Linked DNA regions of Homo sapiens: region 2 is linked to region 1. Evidence: read pairs that join two places in POLR2A ChIA-PET (ENCODE). Cell type or tissue: endothelial cell of umbilical vein. All regions are shown on one strand. Links, peaks and the distances in the headings refer to the core of each region. The heading gives the core; the rest is flanking DNA. Region 1 overlaps KCNAB2 (potassium voltage-gated channel subfamily A regulatory beta subunit 2). Region 2 overlaps CHD5 (chromodomain helicase DNA binding protein 5).

Region 1 (8,319 bases), core at 314-8,313:
ATAGGCATGAGCCACTGTGCCCAGCCACACCTGTTACACTACCGATCCCCAGGCCCCTTCCTGGAGGTTTGGGGCATCTTCCCCTGGAGGCTCTTCGGACAAGCAAGGAGAGGGAGCACCACCCATGTGCTGGCGCCGTGGTCATTGTTGTTGGTCTTGTTACGTCTCAAAGGGTGCTTCTGAGGACAGAAGGAGGAAGAGAAAGAGAGGTGCTCGCTTGGGGCTGGAGAGTTGCATGGGAAACAGCAGCAACTCAGAGCAGAGCCGGCCATCTCACAGCCGCGGGCCTCTCTCCCCTTTCTGGGCTCCTAGAGTTGGAAGTGAGTGGGGCCATGAGGTCCTGGTGAGCAAGAGGAAGGAGGAGGAACTGGCTTTGCAGACCGTGCAAAGCCGGTTCCCGGGAAGCACACACATGGCCTGCAGGAGGCCTTGTCCTAGCATCACCTGCAGCTTCAAGCACAGTCCACTCAGCCCAACCACAGAATGGGCCCCGCCAGTGGGATGTGCGCTCTGGGCAAGGCTCACATGTCCTGTCATCGGTCCTGTGGCCTCCTCCTTCCCTCGGCCTCCCACTGTCCCTCCGTGTCAAGTCTCCCACCATCTGATGCGCCCTCTGGCAAGGCCAGTGAGTCACCCTACTCCAGACACAGAACCTGCTGCTGCCTCACAGGCTCCCGCCATCTGCCCTCCTGCCTCTGCTCTCAGGAGAAGGACACTCCTGGAATTCCACATGGATCCCACCTTCTCCCTGGAGCCCTGCCATACTCCTGGGCACCGCTGATGCGCTCTCCTGCTGGCTGACTTGGCCTTGAACACGGGTGGCTCAGGCCTTTCCCAGGGACCCTTGCTTCATGCCCCAGCTGGAGGAAGCCACACTCACAGCACTTAGCCCCTATGGGGTCTTCAGCTCTTACTCTCCTGGTGGACTCCTCCTCCAGGAAGGCCACCGGCCCTGCCTCCCTTTGTTCTTAGAAACTGCTCCTTTGGGGCAGCCCCTCAACTGTTCAACATCCTCTGCCCTTCCTTGGGCAAGAAGCCACCTTTGGGTGTAAACCACACTCCGTTCAGCACGGACAAGGCGGTCTCTGCAGGATGCAGACCCTCAGTCTCACTCTCGGAGGAGCTGCTGGAGGCTGTGCTTTTAAAAGCCATGTCAGGCCAAGCGTGGTGGCTCACGCCTGCAATCCCATTACTTTGGGAGGCCCAGGCAGGTGGCGGATCACAAGGTCAAGAGATCGAGACCATCCTAGCCAACATGCTGAAACCCCGTCTCTACTAAAAATACAAAAATTAGCTGGGCATGGTGGCACGTGCCTGTAGTCTCAGCTACTCAGGTGGCTGAGGCAGGAGAATTGCTTGAACCCAGGAGGTGGAGGTTGCAGTGAGCCAAGGTCGCACCACTGCACTCCAGCCTGGCAACAGAGCAAGACTCCGTCTCAAAAAAAAAAAAAAAAAAAAAGCCATATCTAAAACCTTCTCCAGACCTTGAGCCCTCCACAGGCCTCGTTCTGTGCATGAGAGGGCATCCGCCCCCTTCCACTGCGAGCCTGTTGCCATTGTAGGGGAGGAGCTGGCCGGCCCCAGCTTTCCAGCCTCTCCAGGCCCAAGGGGGAGGAGTGGACCCCAGGCACTGAGCCGGAAGCCTCCGCTACAGCAGGGATGCTGTCTGTGGTGCACTCCAGGGACACAGAGCAGAGCTTTTAATGGGGGTGGCTGCTCTCCAGTGAATCACAGCAAGAGCTAGCTGCTTCATCTTATCAACAGCAGGTACCGGAGAGACAGAAAAAGAACCAGAAATGGGTTGTAGGTTGAAGTCAACCAGCCACGCTCCATGCCTCTGACCAAAGCCTACCAGCACTGGGCCGGGCGGTGGCTCACGCCTGTAACCCCAGCACCGGGCCGGGCGGGGGCTCACGCCTGTCATCCCAGCACCGGGCCGGGCGTGTCCCCACACATGAATGTTCCAGGCTTCCCTTGTCTGGACGATGTGATCAGGGAGACACCATCCCAGATTCTGGCTGGTAACAGAGCAGGCCTCCTCAACCCTGGCACCATTGACACTTGGGCTGGACAATTCTCTGTCATGGGGCAGCATCCGTGGCCTCTGCCTACTGCCAGTAGCACCTCCTGCCCAGTTGGGACAACCAAAAATGCCTCCCTATGCTGCCCAGTGTTCCCTGGGGAACAAAACCCCTCCCAGGTAACATGCACTGATACAGAGTAATCATCTCTGCCACCAATTTTCACAGATTATAACGGAATATAATGTGCATAATGCAAAAATTATATTGAATTCTTTTTAAAATTACCCTCCACCCCACCTTATTCCAAAAAGGATTGTAGGTGACGTTGTTAAATTAATCTGCTACCATGAAATTTTTAAAATAAATAATAGCAAATATGGGGAAAATGGAAAATAAGGGTAGGTCAGTAAAATAAGTCGGTGGTAAAAATAAAATACCAAATTCACCCACTAGATGACCAGGCAGTGACTGGTGAGGGCTGTGTGTTTTATACAGACTTTCCGGCAAAGAATAAACCCACTGATTGCTTAGAAGTCCAGTGTCAGCCAAGCGCGGTGGCTCACGCCTGTAATCCCAGCATTTTAGAAGCCCAAGGCAGGCGGATCGCCTGAGGTCGGGAGTTCAAGACCAGCCTGACCAACATGGAGAAACTCTGTCTCTACTAAAAATACAAAAAATTAGCCGAGCGCGGTGGCACATGCCTGTAATCCCAGCTACTCGGGAGGCTGAGGTAGGAGAATCACTTGAACCCGGGAGGTGGAGGTTGCAGTGAGCCAAGATTGCACCATTGCTCTCCAGCCTGGGCAACAAGAAAAAAAAAAAGAAGTCCAAAAAAAAAAAGTCCAGTGTCTCTAAAATTTCTACCTTGGGTTCTCAAAAAAGAACACAATGTGAGCTAGGAAACGCCATTCCCCCAGTAAGTGGGCATTTGTCTAGCAGCTGTTTGTGTCCCTTAGTATCATATCATAAGGAACATAAATTAGTCTTTCCTGGGTCCATTGATCCAATATTTATTGAAGGCTTTTGGGCACGTGACATGGTGCTGGACGGTGGAGACACCAAGATGACCACATGCAAACTGCTCCCCACCCCCTGGTGTCCCTGGGAAGAACATGGTCAGTGGCGCTCGGAGAAGGGAGGGGTTACTTGTGCTGGGGGCCTAGCTTCATAGCGCACACACACTGTCTGAGCTGATGTCACAAGTGACTCCGAGTTCAAAGGCAGAGAAACAGGAAAGGCACTTCCACAGGGAACAGCAGGAATAGAAGCCCAGAGGGTTTTCAGGCAGGTGACTTTTTTGGGGGAGATGGGAACAGCTTTATTGAAATATAATTCACGTGCCATACAATTCATTTAATGCAATTATATGGAATTAAGTGCAATTCAGCAGTTTTCATGTATTCAGAGCTGTGCAAACATTGCCACAATTTTAGGATATGTTCATCAACCCCAGAAAGAAGCCCCATACCCTTCAACTCTCACTCCCCATTCCCACCCCCTGCAACCACCAAGCTTTCTGTCTCTACGGATTCGCCTATTTGGATTTTTTTTTTTTTTTTGAGACGGAATCTCACTGTCGCCCAGGCTAGAGTGCAGTAGCGCAACCTCGGCTTACTGCAGCCTCCAGGTGCAAGCGATTCTCCTGCCTCAGCCTCCCGAGTAGCTGGGATTACAGGCGCCCACCACCACACCTGGCTAATTTTTTATTTTTATTTTTAATAGAGACGGGGTTTCGCCATGTTGGCCAGGCTGGTCTCAAACTCCTGACCTCACGATCCACCTGCCTCAGCCTCCCAAAGTTCTGGGATTACAAGTGTGAGCCACCGTGGATATTTCATATGAATGGAATCATACGTGTTCTTTCATGACCGTCTTTAACTTAGCATCATGTTTTCAAGGTTCATCTGTGCCTGTGCCAGTAATTTTTTTTTTTTTTTTTTGAGACAGAGTCTTGCCCTGTCACCCAGGCTGGAGTGCAGTGGCATGATCTCAGCTCACTGCAACCTCCACCTCCCGAGTTCAAGCAATTCTCCTGCCTCAGCCTCCCGAGTAGCTGGCATTACAGGTGTGTGCCACCACAGCCAGCTAATTTTTTGTATTTTTAGTAGAAATGGGGTTTCACCATGTTAGCCAGGCTGGTCTCAAATTCCTGACCTCAGGTGATCCACCCACCTCAGCCTCCCACAGTGCTGGGATTACAGGCATGAGCCACCACACTGGACACTTCCTTCTTTTTATGGCTGAATAACACTTCATTTTCTGGAGAGGGCTACATCCTGTTTCTCCATTTGTCGGTTGATGGGTGTTTGGGTTGTTTCCAGTTTGGGGCTATTGTGAATAAGGCTGCTGTGGACATTTGTGTTGAAGTTTTTGTGTGGGCGTATGTTTTCAGTTATTTGAGGACATAGCTAGCGGGGGGATTGCCTGGTCATGTGGTGAGGCCGATGACATTTTACACTTGGTGACTGAAAGTCTCGTGAGTCTCCCTGAACTCTGTGCTGCTTAACGTGCACCACTGGGGTAAGAACACCCCTGGGGAAGAGTAAGATGCCAGCCATTGTGGGATCCGATGTTGCCAGCCTTTGTGGGATCCGACGGTTTACCAGAGTGCAGAGAATGCGTAAGGAAGAGGTAGAGGATTTCTGCGTCTCACTAGGCCAGCATGCGTAGCACCACTTGAAGCTCTTGGTAGAAACGCCGCCTTCCGGGCTGAACACCGCCTTCTGGGCTGGGCCTCAGAGCCACTGATTCCGTAGGTCAGGGGGATGCCCAGGACCCTGCCTTTGTAATAAGTTCCCCTGACATGATCAGATGTTGAACAGCCCTGTCCTAGACGGTGAGCGCCATGAGAGCAGGTGCCTTGTGATACACAGTAGGCACCCAGAGGCTCTTTGAACAAATCAATGTGATCCTTTTTATAAATAGGGAAGGGGGCTGTTGAAAAATTCTGTTAGATAGTCTGAGCAAATTCCATCTTGGCCCTGGCTTTGCACATTTAGGGGAAGTAGGGATGCTAAGATTTGCTGCTGGTCACACCCTATAAAGAGCCTCCAAGTAGGGAGAAGGGTAGGGGGCAAAAGACTTAACCTGAGCCCTAGGTAGGGGCCAAAGGTGGAATGGTTGCCATCTGTGCCTCTTCAGCAGCCCATGAGCTCCCGGGAGGCCAGGGCTGTGGCCTTTGAATCCTGGGGTCCAGCCTCAAGGAGGGGTGGGCTGTGCATAGGGTTGCCTATCCCCCGTCACCCCACCACCTTCCAGTGCCCTTAGTACCTCCTGGCAGGACAAGAGGGGGCCCAGAAGGCAGCTCTGACCAGGGTCCACCTGCAGGGTGTGAGGGGGACACTTGGGATCAGAGGGCAGAGCCAGCCCCTCCGGATGCTGAAGAGGATGAAGTAAAGTAGGGCAGGGGCTTCATTCAGCCATTCACTCACTGATTGCAGAGTATGTATTGAGCGTCTGCTGTAACCTAAGTTTTACTGGGAGTGTTGGAATCTCTCTGTCCCTTTGACCCCCGCGTTTCCTTCCTTGGGCCATCTGTGTCATAACCATCAAGACGCAGTGGCTTCTTCACATTTCTGGTGATGTTGCTTCTCCATGTGCCAATCCCCCAGCGGATACCCCACTCTCCGGAGGGAGAACCCCAAGCAGGTGCCGCTGGGCATGCGCCAGGGAGGCTGTGACCGGAGCAAGCACTGCCTTGCTTGGAGCTGGCTGCCTACAAGCTCAGACATCCAGCCCGCAGAGTCCACCCTGGCTGCAGCGCCTGCCCAGGCCTCAGGCCAGTCCTGGCTCAGCAGCTGTCAGCCCGGAGCAGCCAGCGATGGCCTCAGGGGACCAGCCAAGGCAGGCGGCTTGTGCATCCTGCTTCATTAATAATGAATGGCCAGACGCTGCCCGCGCCTCTCCCTGGTCGCCTCATTGACATGGTGGGAGCCTCAGCCGCCCACAGCGCGCAGAGCCAGGAGCTGGATCCCAGGCCCCCTCAGAAAGACTCAAGAAGCCCCGAGAAGCAGCTGCTCCCCAAGACCCCCTGAGCTGCTGCCCCAGAAGAGCAGTCACAGCGGCCCTGCGCAGCCCCCCAGGCCATCACCTCCGGCTCCACAAGTGACACCAGAGAGAGCCCTCCCTTCTCCAGTCCAAGGAAGGCGGGTGTGCTCATCACCCGTCACTCATCATCAGGAGTAACTCACAGCCCAGCCCTGCCCAACACTTTTGGAGACTGTTGGGCTGAGGACTTGGGCAGCCAGGGCTGGTTGAGGGTGGGGACAGAGGAAGGACCTGCAGAGACGAGAGATGTGAGGGGAGGAGAAAATGCGCACCCCCCAACCTCCAGCCGCGCTTCCAGCAGGTCTTCTGTACCTCGGGCCTGGAAATGTGACTCCCTCCCTCAGAGCTGTGCAGCCTTCTTCCCCACCGTTGCCTTCGGAAATCCTCACTCCTCAAGGAATGCCTGCAGCTTCCTTGGCTTCTGGATAAAGTCTCGTCCTGGTCGGGGGAGAAGAGTTTCTTGGGGACAGATGGCTCCTGAGCCCAAGGGGACAGGGGACGCAGCCAGGATCTGAGCACCCGGCCTCAGCATGCAGGTGTCCTTCGTTTGCTCGGAGCACAGCCTCAAGGGCCGGGGCCCTGAGGATCGGCTGGGCCGACCGGCGGCCAGCAGTCCCAGCCTGGGCTCCCGAGGCCGCTTCCGCGCCGTGGCCATGGTGGCCCGGAGCCTGGGACAGCTGTCGGTGCAGAGCCTCCCGTGTGCCGGTGACACCAGCGTGAAGCAGCAAAGGATGAAATATAGGTACGGGGGCACACAGCTTTGCAGGGTGGGGGCTGACCTCCCGGCCTCCCCAACTCCCCACCTCCTCACTTTCGAGAGCGCATAAAATCTGCAAATCCCCATTTGTCAGACTTGGGCAGTTTGTGCTGAGGGCCGGGAGGGGCTGTGCTTAGTGCTTGGTAGATGATGAGAAACAGCGTGGAGAATCCGGTCAGTGCTAAGTTTCTTTCTTCCCAGTTTCAGGGGGAGATGGTGAGGGCGCCGTCTTCCTTCCTTCTGCCTCTGTTTTCTTTCTGAGGGTCGTTTACAATAGCCAAGCCACCAATGCTCCCTTTTCCTGGGGAACCCTGAGGCATGGGCCACAGGGCCCCCCCAACATCCTCCTGCCCTCCCCTGGGCACACAGGCTCCACAAGATGCCCTGGGGGTGGTCTGATATCTTTCCAGCCAGGCCACCATGACAAACATCCGTTTGATAGTGAGGGACTGTGGGGTGAACCCTGTGATGGAATGAATCTTCCCTCCTCCACCTGAGCCAGGCCCAGGGCCCAATTCCTCTAGCAGGCGGGACTCTTGCTCCAGCAGGCACAGGCAGCCAGGCCGCATCTGGAGTTTCCCGATGGTCAGCCCAGGCACCTTGCTTCCCTCCACCCGGGCTCAGCCCCCATCTGGCTCCCGGTGCTGTGACTTGTATGTGGGGAGGATGCCGACCACTCATGTCAGGAGCAGGGCCTCCCTCCTCTTCCCTGCCGGGGCCTTTCTCCAAGGCTGGGTGAATGTGCCCAGGATGGAAAAGGGAGGGTCCCAGCTTTGTACAAAGGGTCCCGGGAGCAGGGTTCTGGGGCACCCTTCTGGGGGCCGGCCTTCCTCACTCCCCATGTAAGTCTCTGAGTCCAGAGCCTTGATTGCGTCCAGAACCATCCTCCAGGCATAAAGGAAGTCTCCACAACACGTGGTCTACAGAAGCTGGAAAAGCTAAATTAGGTCTCTGGTTCCCAGGTTTCCTGGGAAAGTTTTCCCAAAACAGGAACCGAACTGGGGACAACTCTGCTTTTCAGTGACCTGAAACTGGAGTGCAGGCCACCAGCCTCAGAAACAGCCACAAACTGTTCTCATTGCATTTGGGAATCTTCTGGGTTTATAGCTGGTATGGGTGCCAACCTGAAAAGCATTGTGAGTCCATCCTGATGCCTGAGCTGTGTGGCTTAAACCTCTACAAAACCAATGCCTGAGAGTTGGGCCTCGTGTGAAAACCGTGTCATCTAAGCCAACCCTTGCTGGAGGTGAATTCTGGGATGACTCTGGGGGTCCTGCATCCACATTCGTGTCTCTTCCTTCCCTGCGTCCTGGGAGGGTGAGACATGCTTTAATGAACCTCTGGGCTGAAAGTGTCCAATCCTCTAAGCTTAATGACAGTCCAGAATGGAATTCTCTGTTCTAGAAGCTCTGGGGTTTACATCTTTTGTTAAGTAGGGATCAAAAGCTAAAATTAGAGCCAGGAGAGGTGGCTCATGCCTGTGATCCCAGC
Region 2 (8,319 bases), core at 214-8,213, 64 kb after region 1:
GAACCCCCAGGCTGAGTGACAGAAGCCAGACAGAAAGGCCCACGCACTGTGCAGTGCCATATACACGAACCATCCAGCATTGCGAAATCCAGAAACAGGAAGCAGGTTAGTGGCTGCCCAGGCCTGGGGTGGGGGGATAAGGAGTGGCTGCTAATGGGTACAGGGTTTCTTTTTCAGGGGGAATGAAAATATTCCGGCCTTAGGCAGTGGCGATGGTTGTACACCCTACGAATATACTAGAAATCACTGAATAGTACTTTTTTTTTTTTGAGATGGAGTCTTGCTTTGTCCCCCCAGGCTGGAGTGCAGTGGTGTGATCTTGGCTCACTGCAACCTCCGCTTCCCAGGTTCAAGCGATTCTCCTGCCTCAGCCTCCCGAGCAGCCGGGATTACAGGCACGTGCCACCATGCCCGGCTAATCTTTTGTATTTTTAGTAGAGACGGGGTTTCACCATGTTGGCCAGGTTGGTCTCAAACTCCTGAGCTCAGGTGATCCTGCCGCCTCAGCCTCCTAAAGTGCTGTGATTAACAGGTGTGAGCCACCGCGCCCAGCCAGTTTTTTAAAAGAGTGAATTTTGCAGTATGTATATAAATTATATCTCGTAACTGTCATTAAAATGGAAAACTCTCTGTAGAGTGACATTTCAGCAAACAGAGGCTTTGGGGGAAGGAGAGGCCGTCTTCTGTGGGATTGTGGGTTAGACTAGGGGTTTCTGTGACCTTGCCACTTTCCATGACCCCAGTGCCCTCCCCGGCCCGCCCAGCCCACAGACCTGGCAGGCCCAGCGGGGCTGGCAGGAGGTGGGCAGGGCTGGCGGGCACTGGTGTGTTGGGGTCCGAGGAGATCACCTCGCCCGACTTCTTCCCCTCGGGCCCCTCAGGGATCAAGTCTGGGGTGCTGTACTTCCCGTTGACATGCTCAAACTCCTGAACCTGGGGTGGTGGGAGGGAAGGTGGAAGGGAAAGAGGGAGGGCAGTGGTGGCAACTCAGCCCTAAGGGCCTCAGGGCAGCCAGGGGGGCTGAAAGTGTCACAGGCTTGGGGTAGCTGCTACCTCCGCCCAAGGCTGGCCAAGCCAGGCCCCTCCTGACCACAAGCTCCCCTGCCCACCCTCCCACCCTCTGTGTGTCCTCCAACTGTATGTAACCCACCATCCTGGCCTCCACCCCACAGGCCCCTCACCCAGAAAGGCTTTCCAGGTCAGTCCCTCTGGAGTGACTCGGACCCTGGGCAGCTGTGTGGCCTGAACCAGGCACTTGTTCTCTGACCACTGACCCACAAGGGACAGCACCAGGAGCCCAGGCAGCCACCAGGAAGGGCCCTACAGAGAGTTACTCACCCACCTTCTTCCTAACTAGTGACATGACCCCGATGCGGGTCAGCACGTGCTGCCTGGAGAGGCCCTCCCGGGGCACGCCGTCTGCGAAGGTCTCTGCACCATCCGCCCCCGGCTCACACAGGTGCCGCATGAAGAGGGACACATAGGCTCTGGGGTGGGGGGGGGGGACTGGGGCTCAGGGAGTGGGGGGCCGGCAAGAACCCTCTGAGAGGGCTGGCAGGACCCCAGGGGAACTCCTGGCTGATCTTCAACCATCGCCCACCTCCTAGTCAGGCCTGGGCCAGGCCCGGGAAAGGACAGAGAGGGCCTCCCTGGCGAGGGGACCTCCTAGGACAGCCCTGGGTGACCGGGATCTTCCTCGCTGCCATAACACCAGCTGGTTTGGGCAGGGGCGGATGGTCAGTGTTTGCAAATCAGCCCTGCCCGGCACCAGGACTCTAGCCACCCAAAGTCCAAGTGGCAGTGAACTTTCCAGACGGCCTCATCCTGGCGGAAGCAAATGCTGCCCTCTGTGGGGCTCACCCGCAGGACCCTGCCCTACTCAGGGGCAGGTGGTCACACCCTGGGCCACCACCTAGCCCCTTTACCTAAACTCCTTCTCGCTCTTCCCTCGAAGGTCCCGCACCAGCCAGTGGGAGTTGAAGGCGTCCTGCGGGGGCATGCCCCAGCGCATGATGGCGTTCAGAAAGGCCTTCCGCTGTCGGGCATTGAAGCCCAGCACCTGGGCGAGTGGAGCGTGGGAGTATGAGCCCAGGACAGAGAGGGGTGGGGGTGGAGGATTCTGGGATGGGGGAAGAAAAGCATGGGAGGAGGAGAAGGTAGGAAGGGGGCACAGAGAAGGCAGGGGCCTCCACCTGGGGCAGGACCCTGACGGCGAAGACCAGACCAAGTTCTGTCCAAGCTCCGCCTCTACCTGGCATGAGACCCGGGGCAGTCCCCCAGCCCTCCTCCATACCCCAGGGGCAGCAGGAAGCAGGGGCAGAAAGAGATGCGGGAACAGACAGGCCCCACCTCGATGTTGCCACCAACTCGGGCGAGAAGCGGGGGCAGGGGCTTGTCCCTGTCACTCTTCAGCTGCCTCCGGGATTGTCGTCGTCCACCTGGGGAGCAGCCCGCCACAGTTCCTCAGGTGGGAGCCCAGAGATTCCTGATCCCCAAGGACAGCGGGACCCCAGACCAGCCCCGCTCCTGCTGCCATCAGCTCCCCTGACATGGCCTCAGCAGTAGCCCAGACCACTAACACTGAGACTCACTCTGCCCTTCCGGCCTCTCTTCAAAGTCCTCATCCTCATCCTCAGAGCCAATGGAATATTCTGACTGGTTATCAGAGAGCTCATCCTGCCACTCTGCAGGGGGCCAGACAGAGGGGCACGGAGTGAGCTGTACAAGCAAAGCCCACCCTCAAGTTCAAGCATGCCCAGGGCCACGCCGAGCCCCTGCACCCCAGCTCCATAAAAAAGCAGTGACAATGGCCCACATACTTCCTGTGGGCTCATTTAGTAATCCCAACACCACCACGTTATACACTAAGGGTACCATGTGTACCCACACATTACACATACTGTGTGCAAGGGACGTGCCCAAGGCCACGTCACGAGCAGTGGTGAAGTCACTGAACTGAGCCACACCTTGTTCCCCCAAACACCCAGCACCTCTGCACCTGCCCCCAGTCCCCTTTCCTCCAAAAAGCTGCCTCCCAGCTCCAACCAGCGCCGCCCAGCGTTCCTGGCCCCCACCTCCCGGGGGGGTCCTGCACAGGGATGCCCCAACAGAATCCTGCCCCACCCTCCACCTCTGGGTATGGGACACCCATCCCTCCTGGCACACTCGCCCAGCTCTCCCGGCCCGCACCTCCCGGGGGTTCTGCACAGGGATGCCCTGACAGAATCCTGCCCCACCCTCCGCCTCTGGGTATGGGACACCCATCCCTCCTGGCACACTCGCCCAGCTCTCCCGGCCCGCACCTCCCGGGGGTTCTGCACAGGGATGCCCTGACAGAATCCTGCCCCACCCTCCGCCTCTGGGTGAGGGGCACCAGTCCCTCCCTCCCGGCACGCACCCTGGTCCTCCTGGGAGGCATCGTTGTAGTTGACCTGCTTGCGGATGCGCTTGCCCTTGCCCAGGTTGCGGGCCAGGTCCTCCTGCTGCTGCTCATAGTGGTGCCGCAGCAGCTTCTCCCAGTAGTCGGGGTCCACGTTCTCCTCCTGCTTGATGATTTCCCGCTCCACCTCCTCCTGGGGACGCAGCACCACGGGTTCCATGGGTGGAGCCATCTCTGCCCTCCCGGAAGCCTCAGGCTGCCTCCACCTGACCTGCCCTTTGCCCCCTCAGGGCTCAAGGATTAATGGGATGGCCTGCCTACTCCAGGAAGCCTTCTCTGATCACCCCGGCCCTAGCTAGCTTTTCTCTCCCTGCCCCTATCCAGTCAATCATTTACTTATTCATCCATCCATTCACAAAGCAAGTATTTCCTCGCCTCCTGTCAAGCACTGAGGTACTGAGTTGAATAAGCTCCCCCTTGCCTGCCCTCAGGAGGCTCCTGGTTTCAAAGGAAAAGGTCATGGGCTCACCAGGTCTGCACGGAGGGTGGGGAGCAGAGGAGGAAACGGAAAGGCCTCCAGGAGAGACCCACAAGGAGCTCTTCGGGGACAGCTGGGGTTTGCCCGGTAGAGAAGGGAGAAAAGTGTGGGGTGGACCAGGCGTGGTGGCTCATTCCTTAACCCCAGAACTTTGGGAGGCCGAAGCAGGTAGATCACCTGAGGTCAGGAGTTCAAAACCAGCCTGGCCAACATGGCAAAGTCCCATCTCTACTAAAAATACAAAGATTAGACAGGCGTGGTGGTGCATGCCAGTAATCCCAGCTACTTGGGAGCTGAGGCACGAGAATCACTTAAACCTGGGAGGCGTTGGTTGCAGTGAGCTGATACTGCGCCACTGCACTCCAGCCGGGGCGACAGAGCGAGACTCCATTTCAAGAAAAAAAAAAAAAGAAAATTGTGGGCCGTCCTGGAACGTTGGCGGTCCAGGTGCAGGGCCGAGATGCAGGCCCTGAGGAAGGGGCGGGAGGGTGCAGCTGGGTAGGGACTGAAACCAGACCCCGGGGACAGGGCTCTGTGCAACGGGGTGGCAGATCAGCTTGCACTTCAGAGAGTGGGGAAGCTGGACTGGAGCCGGGATGACGCCACGGAGCAGGCGGCTGATGTGTGCAAGGGCAGTGGCCGGCCCATGTGGCTGTACTGCCCTCAGCGCTGCCTCCGTCCCTTCCCTCACTGTTGTGTCTCTAGTCCTGAGCCCGCGGGTGGAGCGACAGGGCCGCCCTGCAGAGGCCGGAGCACGTGGTTGGAGGGCGGAGCACACGCTGGAGTGCGGGGCACAGCAGGGAGGGCGGGGCTGCGGCTGGAGGGCGGGGTCACAGCTTGGAGGGCTGGCTGCGGCGGGAGGGCGGGGTCACAGTGGAAGGCGTGGACACAGTGGGGGGCGGGGCTGCGGATGGAGGGCGGGGCTGCGGATGGAGGGCGGGCCGGGGACCTTACCACGCCGTCCTCCTCGCGCACCACGTACTGCGCCACCTTGAAGGAGCTCAGGTACTCGTTCATGTTCTGTAGCTCCGTGTCATCTGTAGCGTCCTGGTTCCGGTCCAGCAGCTTGGAGATGGCCGCATCGTCATAGTGGATCACACTGCTGTCCTCCACGTCCTTGTTGTCACCTGGGGAGCAGGCAAATGCAGTGTGAGGACAAAGACTGCCCTGGTCCAGCCCCGGGGTCCCAGGAACAGACTCCCAACAATGGCCCTTCCCATCCCCAGCAGGGGCTGCAGCTGAGAGGCATGGTGACCAGACAGAGGAAACTGCGCTGTAACAGCCCCACTCGCCGCCCACCTGGCAGTCCCAGGACGCCCAAGTGAGGGCAGGTCAGGGAACCCCTCCTCTGCAGGAGCAGCCACCTGGTCGGAGGAGGAGCTGAGGCTGGGCTGGGTTGGCCCCTACCTGGCGGGGTGCTACCGTGCTTCTTCTTTGCACTGGCGGCCAAGTTCCCCCCTTTGGAGGACTGGACATCAGGGATGGGTGTGACCGGCCTCTGGCCCTGAGACATCATGCCTGTCAGACAGAGAAGGAAAGCACTGGTGCAGGACCACAGAGGGCTGCAGGGTTGGCGGGCAGTGCCCAGAGACACCACCCTGGGCTGTCCTAGCCAGGAGATACAGGTGGGGGGTGCAGAAGAGAGGCTGTGTGTTGGAGCGGGCAGGGACCCAAGCAAGCCCTGGATGGGTGTCTCAGCCGGGCCACCCCAGTCCCCTGCCACGCTCCCTCGGAACAGAGGCCCACCCTCCACGTCGTCCTTGAAGAGTTCCTCCGTGCCGAACTTGAGGATGTCGTCCAGCTCCTGCTTGGTCATGGACCCCGACTTGGAGCCGAGGCCGGGCCGCACCACCAGGTGGGTGAGCATCATCTTGCGCTTGGCCACCTGCGTGATGCGCTCCTCCACCGAGGCCCGAGTCACGAAGCGGTAGATCATCACCTTCTTGTTCTGGCCGATGCGGTGGGCGCGGCTGAAGGCCTGGGGAGACCTGCACCTCAGCACCCGTGGCTCACCCAGGGCTCCAGGCAATGGAGGAGATCACACCCATGAGCTCAAGAGCATGGAATGGGCTGCATGACTGTGTAGGGAAAGGCGTGTGGTGCGTCCAGGTGTGTGGAGCCCACCACTGCAGCTGGGCTCCCTCCCTGACTGCGGAGCCTCCCACAAGCCTGGGTGCCAGGCTGGGTTTGGAGTGGAAAAGCTTCTAGCCATTGGAAGCAGGCAGGACTGCAGGTGTGCAAGAGTGTGTGAGGGATGATACGGCCAGTGTGCTGGGTGTAACTGAAGCCACACAGAGCTTCGTGGGGGCCACGGGGAGGTAGGAGGCTGCATTTCCCTGTGAGCGAACCACTAATGGGACCACAAGACCATGTGCTGGAGACACGCAGCCACCTTCTGAGGGCAGCAAGGAGCTGAATCTGCCCAGTATAATACAAGGAAGTGCCTGAGACTCTGTGCAGCCCTACATGAGGTGACCTGGGTGTGGCCGTGTATATCTGTGTATGTGCATGGGCGCACACACATGTGAATGAGACATCAATTTGTATGTGTTCCCCTACATTTGTAAGCATTCAATGTGTGTGTCCCAGCGCCCGAGAGGGGTGGCCAGGTACACTAGGGTGGCTCTATTCCCATACCCCTCCCCCCACAGCCCTTCCATCCTTCCTTACAGCCCCATCTGCCCCTTGCACTATCTTATCCTCCCCTCCACCTCCAACAGGCCCCACTCTCTGCTCCCCACCCCCTTCAAAATGGGTGCCCCTCTGGGTCCCAGGGCTCCCTCTTCCTGCCTCCCTCCACGGCCTTGGTCCTGAGGATGATGGGAAAGACCAGATCAGTGGCCACTAGGAACTGCTGTGCGCCCTGGGACACTTCCCCTGCCCTCTCCAAGCCTGCTTCCTCCTCTGGACAAGGACAGAGCTGGAGGGATGGGGGCCAAGCTTCCACTCACTCCCAGAGCCCCTCTTGGGGCCGAGACTCCACGGGGGAGGGAGGCCCACAGCACCAGGATAGGTGAGGGGGTGATGGCAAGAAGGGCATGAAGGACAGAACCTGCCTGAGGCCCGGGATGAGAGGCCCCCTGGGAGGGTGGTGGGCGGCAGCAGCACAGACCTGGATGTCATTGTGCGGGTTCCAGTCCGAGTCGTAGATGATGACAGTGTCCGCCGTGGCCAGGTTGATGCCCAGACCACCTGCCCGGGTTGAGAGGAGGAAGCAGAACTGCTGGGCCCCGGGGGCTGAAAAAGAGAGGCCAGCAGATGGGAGTGTTTGGGGGGGTACACCTTGGGTGGGCAGAAAGGATGGGGGAGAGAACAGAGAGAAGGAACTGCAGCAACAGATCCCTGGCAGAGAAGGACAAAGCCGGAGACCCCATCAGAGACGGGTGGCCACAGCTGCACTCAGGGGAGCCAGAGGAGGCCTGCCCAAGCCCACTTAGCCCCCAGCGAGCTCTGAGCCCTAGTGCAGTGGGAGGGCACTGGAACGAGGAGGTCAATTTTCAAACCCCAGATGAGCAAAAAACAAAGTGCAAGCCGCCAGCAAGTACAAGCAGAGCCCTAGAGAGCTCAGAGTCCTTCATGTCCCCGCAGCTTCCCACCCCTGGCTTCCCTTAGCCCACCGATGCTGCCAGGGCAGCCCGGGAAAACTCAGGGGCGCAGCTCCGGGACCTGGGGTCCCACCCCACTGGGCAACCCTGTCACAGGATGGCTGGTTCTCAGCCTCTCAGGGCCCTTCAGTGACCTGGGACTGACCACAGCCCCCACTGGAGCTGCAAACAGGCCCCTGGCACACCCAGGGCTTCAGCCACTCCTGCTTCCACATGTGGCTGGGCCACGTCTAGACCCTGAAACTCTGAACTTGCTATTCCTCCTGGCTCTCTGGCACAAGTGTTTGAGAGGAATCACTGCTTTGGGCGTTTGGAGAGCGTGGCCCCAGCCCCTAAGGGCTGACGCCCCAGGGAAACAAAGCTTGTTACTATTTGCTGCAAACTTGCTACTGAAGCTTACAGCCGACTGCTTCCCACTCCAGAAGTTTCTTTTGCTACAGGAGGAACTCCACCGGCAAGACCCTCCTGACCTCCACCCTCGCCTCTCCTTCCCAGGCAGGGAAGACCAAGCATGGGTGACTCTGGGGAAAGAGCCTGATCATGTGTGGCCCAGCCCTTTCACTCTCTCCTGCCTCTGGAAGTGGCCCCAGGTAGCACGTGCATCTCTGTACCTTCTGCCACCATTCACCATACGGCAGGCTCTGTCCAACACCACTTGTAACTGGGGCTCACCTGGCGTCAATATTAGAGGCCCCGTCTGCGTTTCTCATTGTCTAACTCCATTCCCAACAGGTGTTATCTACTGGGCCCCTCAGAACTCCGATTCCATGGGAGGAATCCTTTTAACATTGGAAACT

What was found. Peaks named below come from ENCODE experiments on the same cell type or tissue, not always from the same donor. Only the 100,000 strongest peaks of a DNase experiment are listed, where the experiment ranks them.
Region 2: POLR2A ChIA-PET joins it to region 1 with 11 read pairs; 3 of 35 experiments call an interaction of 5 or more read pairs at or near these places.

What each region holds. Positions count from the first base shown.
Region 1 is chr1:6,059,464-6,067,782 of GRCh38, forward strand. All of the region lies in intron 2 of KCNAB2 (potassium voltage-gated channel subfamily A regulatory beta subunit 2), which reads left to right. Among named protein-coding and RNA genes, the nearest start is that of KCNAB2, 18 kb to the left of the region's middle. RefSeq lists an enhancer at 604-1,104. In endothelial cell of umbilical vein, for the core only: no CTCF peak of the experiment used is centred there; no DNase peak of the experiment used is centred there.
Region 2 is chr1:6,123,175-6,131,493 of GRCh38, forward strand. It overlaps CHD5 (chromodomain helicase DNA binding protein 5), which reads right to left. Exons shown (of 42, transcript NM_015557.3): 22 at 7,030-7,154; 23 at 5,664-5,895; 24 at 5,325-5,435; 25 at 4,872-5,044; 26 at 3,398-3,572; 27 at 2,592-2,684; 28 at 2,350-2,438; 29 at 1,926-2,059; 30 at 1,343-1,487; 31 at 774-933. Among named protein-coding and RNA genes, the nearest start is that of CHD5, 53 kb to the right of the region's middle. RefSeq lists enhancers at 2,995-3,882, 3,883-4,772, 4,535-4,829 and a silencer at 4,535-4,829. In endothelial cell of umbilical vein, for the core only: no CTCF peak of the experiment used is centred there; a DNase peak (open chromatin) is centred at 4,707.